Regions from separate parts of the Mus musculus genome. Here region 2 is linked to region 1. The links are chromatin loops, found by intact Hi-C in ENCODE. Cell type or tissue: gastrocnemius. All regions are shown on one strand. Links, peaks and the distances in the headings refer to the core of each region. The heading gives the core; the rest is flanking DNA. Region 1 overlaps Sergef (secretion regulating guanine nucleotide exchange factor). Region 2 overlaps Kcnc1 (potassium voltage gated channel, Shaw-related subfamily, member 1).

Evidence for each region. Peaks named below come from ENCODE experiments on the same cell type or tissue, not always from the same donor. Only the 100,000 strongest peaks of a DNase experiment are listed, where the experiment ranks them.
Region 2: a loop joins it to region 1, with 2.2 times the contacts of the local background. A loop is called at or near these places in 3 of 42 quality-filtered maps.

Annotation. Positions count from the first base shown.
Region 1 is chr7:46,594,124-46,602,450 of GRCm38, forward strand. All of the region lies in intron 8 of Sergef (secretion regulating guanine nucleotide exchange factor), which reads right to left. Among named protein-coding and RNA genes, the nearest start is that of Sergef, 42 kb to the right of the region's middle. In gastrocnemius, for the core only: no CTCF peak of the experiment used is centred there; a DNase peak (open chromatin) is centred at 8,107.
Region 2 is chr7:46,432,436-46,440,762 of GRCm38, forward strand. It overlaps Kcnc1 (potassium voltage gated channel, Shaw-related subfamily, member 1), which reads left to right. Exons shown (of 4, transcript NM_001112739.2): 3 at 2,723-2,911; 4 at 4,837-6,269. The coding sequence ends at 4,901. Among named protein-coding and RNA genes, the nearest start is that of Kcnc1, 40 kb to the left of the region's middle. In gastrocnemius, for the core only: a CTCF peak has its summit at 3,601 (motif pointing left); a DNase peak (open chromatin) is centred at 1,539.

The DNA of each region.
Region 1 (8,327 bases), core at 125-8,124:
CCACCTGTAAATCCAGATCCAAAGGCTCTAATGCTCTCTTCTGACCTCCAGAGGAACTTGCACCATATAACACATGCACGCGCGCGCGCGCACACACACACACACACACACACACACACACCACTCTAAAGTCTTTTTAAAAAGATGTCTGTCTTCTGCCCCTGAGTCTAATGGTCTCTACAACGATGGCCCCACATGTGAGGAAGCAGTGCCCTGCTCTGTATGCCTCACAGTGACTCCCCAGCAGGACCCAGCAGAAGGCCACACAGAGCTCAGGACTCTAGCTGCATTCAGCACATAGACCATGACTTTATGTCACCTGGAGTGAATGAAAATAACCCATGTTCAAAAAAAAAATTCATTAATGCACAGCAGATAGACATGTCCCCTAAGCTGTCAAGCACAAGAAGATTCAGATCACAGAGCTAGGAAATGAACCTTTTCCGTGGAGTAAAGAATTGCACATTACTGTGATTAAAAAATAGACATATTAATGTCATCTAAAAAGTATAGGTATGTGTCTACAGATAAATGATAAATGAGTGAGAAATGCCAAAACAGCTCAAAATGAAGTCAGCAAGTGAGACCTAGTTTAAAAATATGGCCATGTAAGAATCCACATGGAAGAGATACAGAACCACAGCACTGAGTGAAGTCTTGGCACATAAGAAAGAGCAGAGGCAGGGCGGGCACTAAGTACCACAGAGAGCATCCAGGGAGGGTGCCATTCAAGCTGGAACTGGGAATGCCTCTGGTGAGGGGACAAATGCCATCTAAGGTGCACTTGTGGGTAAGAAACAAGCTAGGGAATGAGGAGGATGTGACAGGAGCAAGAAAGAGAGAGACCCACAGGCTCCACCTGGAGCAGGACTATGAAGGAGGGTCCCAGGGGGCAGTCTGGGCTTCAGGACAGCCAGGCTCACCTGGCACAGGAAAAGGCCAGGTGAAGGGCCTGGCTCTCACCTGGTTCCTAAATTCAGTTGCTTTCTGTGATAAGGTTTTCGAGCTAATACATGTACTTTCAGTTACATTATTAAAATATACACTGTTCTCTACATTTATAAATTCTGGCTATGTGTCCTTATTTTAAAATATACAAGATAAGCCCAGGACAGTGGCTGATAGCTGTAATTGCAGCCAGGAGGATTGGTTTAAAGTCCAGGCAAGCTTTGGTGGGCAACCTAAGGAGTTCTAGTGTGAGACCCTGTATAGAATGCATACATATACATATATACATGTGCGTGTATAGAGAGATAAAAACTAGAAAATGTAAAAGAATGTAAGGAAAGTAGAAAGAGGTGGTAAGACTCACATCGCACCCTGACCCTCAGGTTTACTGTAAAGGCCACTGCAACTTGACCTGGGCAGACTACAGGACTTAAGCGGGTATGGGGCCTCCTGAAAAGAATCCCTGGGGTGGCAACCCCCTGGCAAAGGACTGCCTGTGTCCTGAAGTGTCACTTCACAGCACCTACAGCACGCTGGGCACTGTGCTAAGCACTTCGCCTCTGCACGATGACTGCAGTGTTTGGCCCTCCACCCAGTCCTGAGAGGGAGGGAGAGAGGTACTGATGGGACCTGGTACTGGGCCCAACCCTCAGATGTGTTAGTGAGAAGAAAGAAACTACCCTAGAAACAGATAAGCCAGGGCCTCATTGGGGTTGTAGTCATAGGAAGAAAAATAAGGAAAGAGAGAAAAATTGTCAGGGCTTGATCCTACATTAGATGTGAAGGAGAAAGAGAAACCACCACACTGAGATTTCATACCTAGGTGGGCGGGGGCATTAAAAATAGAAGAAGTGCAAAGATGGGAGAACAGGAGTCTCGGCTATAAAGGTCATGATGGATGATATTGTTATTGGTTAATTGTCCCAGGACCTTTTGCAAACATTTTGCCAAACGGTAAATAGCCTGAAGAGGGAGAAAGATAACCAGGTACAAAGCTGGAGGGTAGGGGGCCAGATGGGGTGGTATATGCCTTTTAATCTCAGCACTTGGAGGGCAGAAGCAGGCAGATCTATGACTCTGAGGCCAGTGTGGTCTACATAGTGAGTTCTAGGCCAGCCATGGCTACCCATTGTGATCCAGTCTTAAAACAAAGACAAAAAGGGATGGGAAGCCCTGTGCAGACAGGTGGGGGTGGTAAAGCTCTGTTGGCACCACCCCACCCTGCCCCATCCCCCACCACCCCAGCACTGTCTGGACACTGTTCAATGTCTGTAGCTGCTTCCAGAAGCACTGCAATACAACCGAGCTCCTCAGAAAGAGGCACTGCTTCCAGAGAAGTGGGTCCTGGAGTGACAGAGAGAGATGGGTGAGAGTAGCAGTCACATTTTCCTTACAGAATCTATCTTAAAAGGGAACGGACCATCATTGATAATAAGAACTCCACATTAGCCAACGGAAACCCACGGCTCAGGCAAAGACCAGGCCTCCCAACCTCTCTCTTCAGCCCTCTCAACTCAAATACCCAGGAAGCCATGAGCCCTTCTAGAATGAGCCCACAAAAAAAGTCACTGCCTCTCTGTGATGCTCTGAGTGTAATCAGCTGTTTTCTAGTGACTTTGAGTGAGTTCAGGCTGAGCCCTTGGAAGGTAAGGGTGGCCTTCTGCTCTTCTGTAAGCAGGACTTTTCCCTGGGCTACATCAAATGGAGATGATGACAAGCTGAACATTTGCCCACCTTTTCTGTGTCATGTGACTAGCTGCTTCAAGTGCCTGTTGCCTTGACTTCCCCATGATGGTCTGTAACTTGAACTGTGAGCTAAAACAAACCCTTTCTCCCCTGAGTAGCTTTTGTAATGATATTTTATCAAAGCAAAAAAAAAAAAAAAAAAAAAAAAAAAAAAAAAAAAAAACGGTAAGACATCACCTAAGACTCATCTAGCATCATCCCCTGGGTTAGGCAAAGGGGAGCGAGCAAGCAAGCTAAGCAGCTTCCATCCCATGCGCCCTGATGTTTTCATAGGCCTCCATCCTCTGTGCCATCCTCTCCCCCAAGGTCTAGCTAAACTGCATTCACCTAGTCAACTCCTGTTTCCCTTCATGCCTTAACCCAGACCAGATGTGTCTGGGCAGCAACCTAGAGAAACTCCTCAGAGCATTGAGAGCATTTATGTCAGCAGAGAAGTGCATGTGCCTTAGAGGAGCTGCTAGGTTAATGTCTGTCTCCTCCAGAAAGCCAAACATAATAGGAATGGGCTACAAGGTTGGGATTCAAGAAATACTTGTTTCCTAAGGGAATCTATCCATCTCTCCATTCATCTCTCCTTCACCCCACAGGGCTTTGTCAACCACTGGTCCAACAATCTGTGTGCCTAACTTATTATCCCATCTGCAGAATGGTAAAGACAGCATCACCCCCACCCTGGCAGCCCATGGTGGTCGTGGTGGTTTGGATGAGAATGCCCCCCTCATATACTTAAATTTCATAGTCACCAGGGAGTGGAACTTTATGAAAGAATTAGAAGGATTAAGAGGTGTGGCCTTTTTGGAGGAAGTGTGTTACTTGGGGTAGCAATGGACAGTGGGGGGAGGGTACAGCTTTGAGGTTTCAAAAGACCATGCCAAGCCTAGAGTCAGTCTGTCTGTCTGTCTGACTGTGTGTCTGTCTGTCTCTCTGTCTCTGTGTGTGTGTCTCTCTGTCTCTCTTGTGTGTCTCTCTGTCTCTTTCTCTCTCTCTCTCTCTCTCTCTCTCTCTCTCTCTCTCTCTCTTTCTCTCTCTGCCTGTAGCTCTCAATGACTGCTCCAGCACTTGCCTGCCACCATGCTCCCCGCTGTAATGATAATGGACTAAACCTCCAAAACTGTAAACAAGCCCCCCCCCAGTTAAATGCTTTCTCTTATCACAAGTGCCCTGGCCATGGTGTCTCTCCACAGCAATAGAACAACAAATGAATCACAACAATGACGAAGGCAGTGGTAATACGGCAATGTGAGCCACTGTCACTATTATCCTCCCAAACTGAGTGACATAGCCTGATCGAGGGTGCCCATGGTTATACCCACAGCTGCCAGCAACTCATCAAAACTTCTCAGCCCGCCCCACCCCTCAAGCACGGTTTCAGAGTCAAAGCCACTAACATCATGAAGAGGAACACACGAGGCTCCATCATAAGATTTCAGATCTCTCTCTCTCTCTCTCTCTCTCTCTCTCTCTCTCTCTCTCTCCTTCCTTCCTTCCTTCCTTCCTTCCTTCCTTCCTTCCTTCCTTCTCTCCTCCTCCTCCTTTGAGATTCTACATAGTGAGCGGTACATAAGAAGCCAATGGTACCCATCAACTAAAGCTGGGAAAACAGAGGCTGAAGGAGGCTGATGGGGAGGAGCTGTAAAGCGAGGTGAGCTGGAGCAAAGAGAGGAGAGAAAGGAGGGGAAGGAGTGGAGGAGGGCAAAGGAGAGAGGGAGGAGGAAGGGGAGGGAATAGAAGGGGGGGAAGGAGTGGAGGAGGGCAAAGGAGAGAGGGAGGAGGAAGGGGAGGGAATAGAAGGGAGGGGAAGGAGAGGAGCAGAGGGGAGGAAGCTTTGGTCTATGACACGTGAGACCTGCATCCTGACCCTGGGCTGCCTGCCCTCCAAAAGGCCCGTTCTCTTCTAAAGCCTGGCTTTACCACCCATAAAATGAGAGGGCTCAAACAGACGTCTCAGACACATGCAGGTATAAAACTTATAAAACTTCAATAATGGTGGCTTAAAAATTCCCAAGGTCAAATGAGTCGCATGCCATTTACCTTTACTGACACCTTGAGATTCTTCAGGCTGATCAATCAGTGTCATAAAATGAGACATTCTCTCTAATCTCAAAGGCCAACTTTATAATTTATAATCCAAATAAAAATTGAGAGTTAATGATAAATCCTAATTTTAGCAAAATTTCCCACGTTCCCAAAGTCACATTAGGAACAATTATCACATAAGAAGGGTTAATATAAGAAGACAACTTTCATTTGTGGTCTTCTCAACTACAAAGGAAAGGGAACCCTACGAAGAGCAGCTGGGAAGAATTTAGTTATCCCGAATAGACTGACTCTCGGTCTGGGGACCCAGCTGTTGGCAGAGTATTTGCCTAGCATGCATGCAGCCCTGGGTTTGATACCTTCAACACATAAAAACAGGGCATGCCTGTAACCCCAATATAAAATACCAGCACAAGAGAGCTGAAGGCAAAACGGGCAGTCTTCAAAGCCATTCTAGGCTACACAGCAGCCTAGGATAGCTGGGGCACTGACACTGGGGCTCTGTGTTGGTGACACTGATCCGTGTGACTCCCACTTTACAGACAAACAAGTCACATGGGTTAAATGACCTACTCGAAATCACACAGCTAACAAGTGGGACAGCATCAGTAATATCAAAGCAAAAATTCTGAAGGCACTCACTCCTGGCCATACAGACTGCCACACGTAATCCACAGAAGCACCCAGTGAGTAGACTGACCCTCAAATTTGAGATAAGAAGATAAAAAAAAAAAACCCAGGGAGAGGTTTGATCCTAGACTCCGAGCCAGCACCTGTCTTAGCAACAAGAGGATGGGTCTCAGTCACCTGGCAGCAAAGGCAGCTTTCTTAGTCACTGTCCTCAGAGGACATGCAGGCCGGTCTGACCCCAGATTCACTGTTCGTTTAGGCATACGGCCTCTTCCTCGGGTTATTTAGGGTCCCCAAGGCACTTACCTGGGCTAGAGGCACAGAGAACACCAGGCTATGGAGTAATCTTCATTCTTAGCCCACATGATAGAGCTCAGAGTCCCACAACACACAGGCACTACAGAACGCTAATTTCGTTTTCACCACTGGCTTTAGTAGCAGGCGTGATGGACCAGACTGCGCTGCAGGCCCAACTGCAACACATACGGTCCCAAACGAAAACAAGAGAGAGCAAACCTTCAAACCCGTGGAAGGCCATGGAGTAAACCCTAGTCCTAACTCATTTAGTGGTCTGGTTTGAATGTGCAGTGTCCCCAAGACTCATGTATTCAAACACTTAGTCTTTGGGTGTCTTGGGAGACTGTGGACTGAGCTGAAGGACCCAGGTCACTGTGCCGTCGGCTTTGGGGGCTTTGAGGGTATAGCACTGCCCGAAGGTATAACTCTTGGGCAGATCTCTCTGCTTCCCGGTCCACAGAGATGTAACTGCGCTGAAAGCTTCCCACAGTACAGACCCAGCCACTATGTTGTCCCCCACTATGACGGGCTGTGGCCCCCGAACACTGACACAGAATAAACACTTACTCTGTCCCAAGTGCTGCTCTGAACACATGAAGCTCCCATTCCAAAGGGAGAGAGACCGTTAAGCCCACAAAACATACATATGGGGAATTGTTTAATGAACCTCTCAGACATAAAGTGGGAACAGAGAACGGGCAGCATGAGAAAACCCAGGCCAGCCCCAACTTCTAGCCACATGCATGAGCTTCTCTACGGCACACCCCATTTTCTGCCCTCCCTCCCTCCCTCCCTCCCCCGCCATTCTTCCTCCTCAGTTCTTTAAAACCTGCTTGCCTGGCTGACATAAAAACCGTGAATGTTTGTAGGTATCACATGAGATCTGATACATGTATACGTTCTACGGTGTTCAAATGCCACCTCTCTTTAAGGAAGAACCCTAAACTTGAAAGCCTTGGCCAACCCACACAGAAGCACTGGTTTACCCCTCAGGCCCATGATAAAAGGCAGCAATAAACACTAACGCACTTAGCAAAGTCCAAACACAGTACATGTGTTAGAGACATTGTGATTATTATTCTCTGAAGCCAAAAGGCCACGAGCCCTGCTCCGAAGAACTCAGGTCATCAGGCTTAATGATGTCTTTTCTGGGTCCTTGGGCTTGCCGACCCTTGGGGTTCAAGGGTAGAGGGTCCAACAGTCCATGAGCCTGGTGGTCACACCTGGAAGCCACTTAGCACCCTAAGAAATTGCCCTGATTGAGGCCAGTGCCTCTGCTGATGTTTCCCAACTCATTCCACATTCAAACACCACAGCTTCTTCCAACACTTTTAGATTCTTATTAATAACACTTTAAAATGTAGATTGCTGCCTAATCTTAGCTGTGTAATTAAAAAAAAAAAAATCTTGCTTCTCTCCCTCCCAACATGAAAGGAAACTATACCCTCAGGGCTTCTGCAGCTAAGAATCACACCCTCAACAAAGCTGGTAAGAGGCTCGGGCTGGGGGAGGGGCGCATGCAGTGTGATCAGGCAAGAAAGGAGGCTCAGCACTGGACTTTAGAGAAAATGAAACTGGGGCTAAGAAAGCGGGGGATCCACCAAGGACACAGGCTGCTCTGGCAGAGCCAGAACCAGGACTCTAGTCTATTACTTCCCAGTGGACTCCCCACTCACGAGGAAGACAGACCGGAAGAAGGCTTTGGAGAACAGGAAGGGAGTCCACGTTTACTGATTCCACACTGAGAACAGAGCCCTGCTCATCTGGAGAAAGAGCAATGAACTTGTGAGTCTCGGGGGCTCCTGGGTGCAATGCCCAAAGCTCTTTACCCTTAGGCCAGCCTCACAAATAATCATCAACCAAAAAACAGGACCTCAAAGCCCTTCCTACCCAATCATGCCAGAAAGGAAAGACACTAGTGTTCCCAAGGTCAAACAGGGCAAATCTAAGAGAAGGACCCGAACTCCCTGAGTCTTCAGAGAACTACAGCTGGGTCTCTCCACAATCCCACGACCTCCCTTGGCACATTCCCCAGGAGATTCCTGGGTTCCTCGGCAGGGGAAGCAGGGCGATGAGATCCACGCTTACCCCTTACTGCCCACCTCCTAGAAATGACTACTTGGGGGCTTCATAGACTGCGCAATGGAAAGATACACACTCTCCCCTTAGTCCTTTCCAAGATCTCCTCTTCATACCTAGGCATGTTCCCAGCCCTGGGTATCACCATCAGTTTTTGTTCATTAGAAATACTTTATCAGCAGTTTCCATCTCTGAAGTTTAAAAAAAAAAGTGAGAGAAAAGAAAAGAAAAAAGGCCAAGAACTGTGCCCAGCTGCCAGGGAGGCCATTGTCTCTGCTAATGACAGGGACACACGGTGCCACAGCTGAAGGCTGGAGCCGGGAGGGAGACAGCAGCCTGGGAGCAGCCCCCAGGCATGCCTGGGCATGCAGAAAGGAGCTGGTGGTCTGCCAGCAAAAGTTTCAGCAGCTGGTGGCGGACACACATCTCCCCATACAGACCAGCCTGAGGACAAAGGACAAAGCGGGCTAGAGGCAGTGAGCATTGTACAGCATACCCAGTGTGTGAGGTCAGCATCTCACATCTGAGAACTCAAGACACTCCCCTAGAGATGGTATCTACACCCTCAGCTACCCCAAAGCAGCTGGCTT
Region 2 (8,327 bases), core at 278-8,277, 160 kb before region 1:
CTGGTCTTTCTCACGGTTTGGACGGTTGGCCCTCTTTGGTTTTTCTCTCTCTGGCCATCCGCACTGGAGTTTGGAACAGGAAGGGAATGGCCTGGTTGCTGAGAGAATCATCGACTGCAGATGAAACATCAGCCACTTGGCCATAGACCCTTTCTCAAGGTTGAGGCAGAAAGAAAAAGCAGGTTCCAGGGATACCCTGGAAACTGCCCATCACCCTGTCCTCCTAGATCCCAGATGGCTGTCCCTTGTCCCTGGACCTCCCAAGAGGGACTGCCCCACTTTCAAACTCTTTCCAGTTTAAGGTGGGAGCCCCAGGGGCAGGGGTCGCGTAGACAGAGACTCGGAGCCAGAGGAGGGGGTGGTCTCAGGCTGTACTGTCTCTGTTGAGGCAGAGACAGGAAAGAGCAGTCACTATCTGATCCTTCTCTGGACAAGAAGAGCAGGCTATGGACATCTACACAAGAGCATCTTTGCCAGCTGGAGAAGATGCACTTGGAAGCCTCCATTCTTCCCCATGCAAGGCATGTGGACCCCAGCTTCCGGCCCCCCCTTCCCCACCATACCACTTTCTCATCTCCCCAGCATCCTCCTCCCAGCCTGCAGACCCTCCATGAGGGAGACAAGAGCCAAATGGAACGTAAGGGAGAATATGCAGGTCTGTGGGCACATAGGTGTCCCACAGACACACCCTATATGCTAGGCAGCCCCCAGCTTGTCACATGGTGCCAGAGTTTCCCTAATAGCTGGCCTTTCTGGTTCCGAGTCAATCAGGATCGAAGGCCCTGGGATCTTCAAGGAATGCACTGTACGTGAAATGCCTTGCCGTCTTGTACGACAGACTTTTTTAAGTTCCAAAATTATGATGGGAAATTTTTTTTTTGGATTTGCTTTATGAATAAACCTGATTGGTCCATTTCTCTTTTGACTGACTGCCTCTTTGTAGTGCCACGCTGTCCACGGGTGGTGGTCCCACTCACGTGCGTGCCATGTGTGCGCGCACAGGGAAGGATCACTCCTGTGTGTAGTTATATGATGTGAACAGGATCACGGGAGAGGGTCAAAGGGAGCTTTCTTTCTGAGAGCCTCCCCTAATGCATTCCCCAGGTTGGTTTCTTCCCTCACCAAAGGGCTCTCCCACGAGGCTTCTCCCATAGGTGCAGTGCTTGACTGGGCTTTACACTAGCAGTGTCCCCAAGAAGGACAGAGATGGGGGACAAAGCTCAGTCAGAGCCACCATTGCCAGGTGCTAAAGGCCTCTAAACCTTTGCTCTTGAGTTAGGAGGGCCAGGGTGCTTGGCTGTGGCCACATTTTGCCCCCTTCCACCATACATGTCGCCCTGAGACCTCCTTCCAGGCTCCTTCTTAAGCCACTGCAGAAGCTAAGCCCCAAAATCCCATCCACCCACCCGAGGCCACCAGCGTCTGTCGTCTCCCGCACATCCATTTGCTCTGCTTGGCCAGCCACACTGGTAGAAAGGACAGGAATGTGAGCCCCTCCCACATCCCTGTCCAATGATCACAGCCTCATGCATATGCATATATCGTTGTTGTGCGAGCTGACCAGGTCTCCTGGAGTGGTCTGTGGAGGGACTGCTTGATATGTGTGTGAGCAGCAGTGTAGGTCTGCATGGGGACAGAGCAGATGGGATGATGTCATAGGGTCTGTGGGGTGACACGGGAAGCTAATCTGCATGAATGATAGGATAGAGCAATCAGACGGCAGGGAAATATATGACCAGGCCTACTCTGTGCAGGGAACGTGAAATGAAAGGGACATGATTGGGTCTCTGTAGAGAGGGTATAGGTGTGGTCCTCTTGTGTGTGTATAGGACAGAGTTTCAGAGGGCTGTGAAATGAAGCCCAATCTCAGAGTACAGTCTCAGATCGGGTTCCTGTAAGGACAGAACAGAGGTGTGGCCAGTCTAGTCTTTCTGAAACTTAGCTTGGTAAAATAGGATTTGATGGGGGACAGTCTAGAATGCATGACCAGGCTGGTCTGTAGGAGGGATGGCAAATCTGAGGGACTAGACCATTTCCCTTTGGGGACAGGAGAGAAGGTGTGAGGAGCCTAGTCTGTCTGGGATAAAGTTAGAGAGGCGCCGGATTTGGTCCTTCTGAGGGCAGAGAAGCCAGAGGCATCTGAATGGTCAAGTTGGGTCCTACATGGAGTGGTGGGAGGAGCAAGCTGAGTGGTCAGACTTGGGGGATGGATAGACCAGGAACCAAAGGATAAACTCAGAAGCCGCATGGCCGGAGTGGAGGGGACCAGGTGGGGTCTAGCTGGGCCTGGGCCTGGATGTTGCTGGGAAGCATCCTGGTGCTGGTTAGAAGCAGAGGGGTCTGAAAGGCTGCCTTTCTGAGTGTCTGTCTGTCTGTCTTCTCCCTGAGCTGTGTGTCTGACCCCCCTCCCCATGAATACATCATATCATTCTGTCTCATCAACGCTGCCTTGGGCCCTGTGCCTGACCCCAGCACCACACGCCAGGCCCATCACCAATTCATCTTTTTGCAAACTTTGAGCAAACCTAGGAGTCTCTTCTCTCTCTCTCCCTCCTGCATCGTCAGCAGCCCACCCCAGCCTTGCACCCCCCTTCCATGGAGCACCCACTTTTCTATCCTCAGGAACAAGAAGTCCTTTGTCGACTGCCCCACCTTCGGCCTGTCACCCCCTCTCACTAAACAGTTTTCGGTGTCTCAATAGCTTCTGCTTATATGTTTGAAGATTCCAAACTGAATGGGGAGGTGGCGAAGGCCGCGCTGGCGAACGAAGACTGCCCCCACATAGACCAGGCCCTCACTCCCGATGAGGGCCTGCCCTTTACCCGCTCGGGCACCCGCGAGAGATACGGACCCTGCTTCCTCTTATCAACCGGGGAGTACGCGTGCCCACCTGGTGGAGGAATGAGAAAGGGTATGTAGAGGAACTTGGAGCTCTCTGCATTGGCCGGGCCCGCCTTGCGCTCCTGCAGATGGGTGGGCAGGGCGGCGGGCAAGGGGTGCTGAGGGGTAGGTAGGCACATTGAGGGGGTAATGGGGGATTCCCCTGGAGATTCGCCTCTAGAAGTCAGAGTTCTTTCTCCAAGGGGGATGGAAGCAAGCTGGCAGAGAGAAGCCAAGGCCCAGGCAGCTGTAGGTTGGTATTCAGCTCAATGGTAGAAAGGGGCTTGTCCAGGGTTGATGGCCACGGTCTGTAATCCCAAGCCAAGGGGTACTCAAGGAGGCAGGGTGGAGTCTCAGCTCCTTCAGATTTCTCCAGTGGGGCAGACCATGTCCAAAAGGTAAAGTGTTCTCTCCTAGCCTCTAGTTGTGGAGGATTACTGGCTTGGCCACCATCCTGTGAAGTTTAGTCTAAGGTTCGGCTATGGAAGAAGTATCCTTTAAAGAAAAACTGCAGGCCAGTGGAAAGGGAGGCTTCACAGAACGGTGGCTTTAGAGCTGGGAGACAAGGCCACTATCCTTGAAGAGGTAAAGCGGTGTGCCAGTCAGAATCCTGGGAGTGGCAGACAGAGAACTTGGCCAAGACGAGGTGTGCCAACAGGACTTGTATAGCTCATTCCATGGACAAAGCACATTATTACTGCCCCAGAGGTAGTCAGTGCCTCCTTGTGGCCAGTGAAGGCTGTGACTAGCGGTGTTCTTGCAGTCAGGATCTGGAGAGGTCTAGCATGGGCTGCCTGGGGAAGCGTTCAGAACCTTCCACATAGGGCTGCAGGCACTGGCCTGGGCCTTCCTCAGAGCAGCAGACTAGCTGGGAGGTTCATGCATGTTCCTGTGCACCTCACACAGACACATGACAGGGAGAAGGGTGGGCCAGAGGGGAGTCACACTATTGAGAGTCCCAGCTGGCCTTTGTCAACTACCCTAGTGTCAGGAATGGTTAAATCAGACCCAAGGGAAACATTAGACTTCAAGAATCCAAGGCAGGTCTAGAAGAGGGGAGGTAGCCTCCACTAAGACGAGGGACAGTCTTTTGGGTTGCGCGCGACTGCTTAGTTATGCCGATCTGATTCAGGCTGGTCTCTGCTTGTTTGCCCTGCCTGAGGTCCCCTGGACCTCAGTGCGGTGTGCCGCTCCTGCATGGTGCTGCATGGCAGAGGGCTACCAGCCTTGCGGGGAGCCCCATCCGTGGCGTGGATGGGGCTGCTGCTCTCTTTGCAACTGGCTTATTCCCTGGTAAAGCCTGTAGAATGCCCAGGAGCAGGGGTCCACCCTGAAGAATAGGGGGAAGCGATCTTCATGGCTGCGCCCTGCCCAGCAAGGCCCCATAGGCTGCCTGACCCCCTTGTCTTGAATCCTGGATCAGTCGGTGTGGCCTAAGAGGGCAGAGTATGTGTGCTCTACTATGCTTCCAGAAGTCGAGGGATGTGGGACAGAAGCACCCCATTTCCTAGTAGTTCTAGGGAGTACAAGCCCCATCCATAGGTGACCCCTAGTCTCAGAACCCACCCGGGTTTGGGTGCTGGACTCTTTGGGAGGCACCAAGGGTGAAGGCCCCATCCGTGTCCATCCAGCCCGGCTCTCACGGCTCCTGATAGCAACAAGAACTTGCTTTGCTCTGGCTGATTCGGAGCCCTTTAGGTCTGCAGGTGCAGAGCAGAAGTAGGGACTTCACCTGTCCCCCCCAAGAGGGAAGAGAAAGAGGCTGCTAGGCTGGTCCGCTGCATGGGAAACAAGCCAGCTGGAGAAGAACCTGCCTGCCTCTGCATGCGGCTGTTCAGCCTTTCCTCTTCCTTCCTTAACAACTAAGTGCGGAGCGAGCGAGAGCGAGCGAGCGAGCGAGCGGGAGGGGACGGCGAGAAGAGGAGCTCAAGTGTTAATTGTATTCTCTACATACAGATCTTTGCAAAGAAAGCCCTGTCATTGCTAAGTATATGCCGACAGAGGCTGTGAGAGTGACTTGACCAGGCGGCTTGGCCGAGGACACTGGTGGCTATTAAGCATCTGGGTGGACCTGCAGCCCCTCCTCACCCTCGGACAGAGTAAATTCACGCCATGCAGGTTTGCCGGACGAGTCCGAGTGGCCCAGGCATTGTACTAAGACGGACGTAGCTTTTTCTACGGCCCATGGTAACTGACCGTAGAGGATTCGCCCTTCTTTCTTTTCATTTTTTTCTTTTTTTAGAAGTTACCTTTTATTTGGGGAGGGGGGGTCAAGGGGAGCCTTAGCATGACTTGCATGAAGTTAAACAGAAAAACGCAGCTAAACCAAGCCCACCAGCCCCTGCTGTGACTGTATGACCACCCTAACCATCACCAACAATGGAGAGAAAAGCAAGAGTCCCTTATTTTCTTTCAGCACTCTTTGACACATGGTGTCTGGAGTCAAACTGTACCGGTGCTCGGTAGAAACCTGTACATTTCTGGGAGTGGGGGTGGGGCGGGGGGGGGGGTCAGGGAACAAGGATGGGGCTGTAGAGCGGATTGCTTTTTGTACACAAGACCTAGAGGAAAGGTTCCAAAACGGCAGTCAGTCATCGGTCACATTGACCTCACCTTCATTGCCCACCACTCACGTGGAAAACCAAGAACTCTGCTCTGAATAGGATTGTGGAAATTCACACTGCCACCCTCTTCCACCTCTGTCTGGCATGCTTGTGACCCAACGGGCCTCTCCCCAAGACCCGGACAGCGGCTAGTTTAGGTTGATTCTCTCATCTTGGTGTGTAGCTCCAATGTGACCAAGTTTCATAACAAATTGTTCATAGTTACACCATATGGATTTTCCAGTGTCATTCTAAAGCCAGGATGTAGAGTCCCTGCAGTCCAGGGCCACCAGAGGGGTGGCCTCCCCTCCACCTTCATCAAGGCGAGAACTGGCACTGTATGCAATTTAGTACTTCAGAGTAAAAAAATAAATAAAGAAAATAAAATAAAGAAAAAAAACTGCATGCCCAATGTTATGCAAAGAGATTCGAGCATGAAATAAATTTTGTAACATGGTTTCTGTCTAGTCGAAAGCAGATTTGTTTTTCTGAAGCGATTGGAGGTTTGCAGAGACCCGCTTCTGCATCTCGAATAAATATAGTATTTTCCCAACAGAAACAGAGGACAGTAGCTTGGCTTTGGTCTGATTCTAAAATTAGTGTGTGTGTGTGTGTGTGTGTGTGTGTGTGTGTGTGTGTGTGTAAAGATGATATTTTTGAAAAACACATGCTTGAGTTGAAAAAAATAGCAACATCTCGAGCTCTCAGTGCGACATTTCCTGGAAAGACAGCAACCTCCCCTTCCCAGGCCCTGGCCCTGGAAATAAAGAGCTGACTTTTGATCTGAAGGAGTGCTTTGACTTTTTATTGCCTCCAGGCTGTTTCTCCATTCTGTTCTGCTAAGTGGGTGTGGCTACTACGGTAGTCCTCTGAGCTGCGGTGCTGCTGGGCTCTGTGGATGCTGCCCCTTGCAGGTTAGGGCTACAGATCCCGTCGGGTCAAGGGAAGGAAGCATCTCTTCAGAGGTGGATGAAGCCCTGACACAACGTCTGGCACATGCTCTGTGGGGCTCATCTGCTATGGTTGTGTGACTCATCTTGGTGGTTCTCTGCAGGAAGCCATGTCAGAGCATCTCATTGCCCTGTACAGCCACGGGCACTTCCCTGCTGGGACTATTGCTGGGTCTGACGGTCAGGTCTGGGTGCCCTGGCCAGCTCCCAGGCCTTGTCTAGAGACAACCTCATTGACTACTCCTCTCAGCCTGACACACCTGGGAAAGGGTGGAGTCGGTTCTGGGAATCTTCATTTTCAGGTTTGGGTGAGGGGTAGAATGGAGGCTCTGGCCCTTCCGAATCCATTAGTGATTTCAGAATGTTCGGTGGAAAGAGTCCCCAAAGGCTACACCGCCAACCTCTGAGCATTTTAAGATGAGGTCAGAGCAGGCAGCATGCTGCTCTAGGCCACCAGCACAAAGGTGTCAGCTCTCTCTATGGCTTCAGTCTCCCTGTCACCTCCCTGAAGTCTGTGATCCTATGGGTGGGTGGGGCATTGAAGGTGGGTAGCAGAGATTGATCTATTTCATCTCTCACCTCCCTGACAACTTGCCTCCACTTCCTGGTACCCAGGCTTCACCTAACTGAGGGTGGTTAACCACTATCCTCTTCTGAGTTCAGGATACAGAAGGGAAACAGCCCGGGCTGTTCTCTGAGGTCGGTGTTGACAGAAGCCAAGAATCTCCTAGGAAGATGAGCGTTTACTGAATAACACAAAGCCATCTGGAAGATAGGTTTGTAGAAGCACCACAGCTAGAGAGGGGGAACTAACCTACATCGGGGATTTACTGTGTAGGGTGCATCTTACACACATTGCCCAATGCCAGCTTGGGACAGTCTAATCACCCCGTATTACAGCCAAGACAATGAAGTGCAAAGGGGCAACTAGCCCAAAGCCGCACAGCCTGGTGAAACGTTAACTCAAGATCGTAAGCTCCAGAGTTCGCATTGGGCTGTTTTTTAGCTAATGAATTTCTGGGGCTGGTCCTTGATTGGGGAAATATTAAAGTCCTGGATTCTGAATCCGGGGCTCTTAGGATTTTGCCTCCTGCTGTTTTCATGGTGTCTAGGGCCGTGACAGAAGGGTCACTTTCTGTTCTGTTCCAGATCTCTCCTGATTCACAGCTGGACACACCCACCCACTCTTGCTGCCCTGTGGGTGAAGCTTGCACCCCCTCGGCTACTTTTCCAAAAGGCCACCAGCCTCTCCGCCTGCCCTCTACTCTGCCCCACCTCTGGACTCCAATCAGGAGGCAGCTCTGAGGTTGTACTTAGCACCCACTTCTAACTCGTCCCGACTATCTCCCATGGCTAACTGCAAATGACCACCAAGTCACCTCACCCAGAGTAGATGATGTCTGGGCATGGTGAAAGGACTTATTACGGGCCTGGATTCACTCGCTAGGCACCAGGCTACCCGGCTTAGTCAGAGTTTCTACTGCTGCAAAAACACCATGATCAAAAGCAAGTTGGGGAGGAAAGGGTTTATTCAGCTTACACTTCCATATCATTGAAGGAAGACAGGAGAGAGCAGGAACTTGGAGGCAGGAGTTGATGCAGAGGCCATGGAAGGGTGCTGCTTACTGGCTTGCCCCACTTGGCTTGCTCAGCCTGCTTTCTTATAGAACCCAGGGCTACCATCCCAGGGATAGCACCACCCACCGTGGGCTGGGTCTTTCTCATCAATCACTGATTAAGAAATATGCCCTACAGGCTTGCCTGCAGTCCAGTCTATGGAGGCATTTTTCTCAATTGAGGGTCCCTTCTCTCAGCTGACTTTAGCTTGTGTCAAGTTGACATAAAACTAGTCAGCACACCAACCAAGGTTATGCTCGATGACTTCATAATCAAG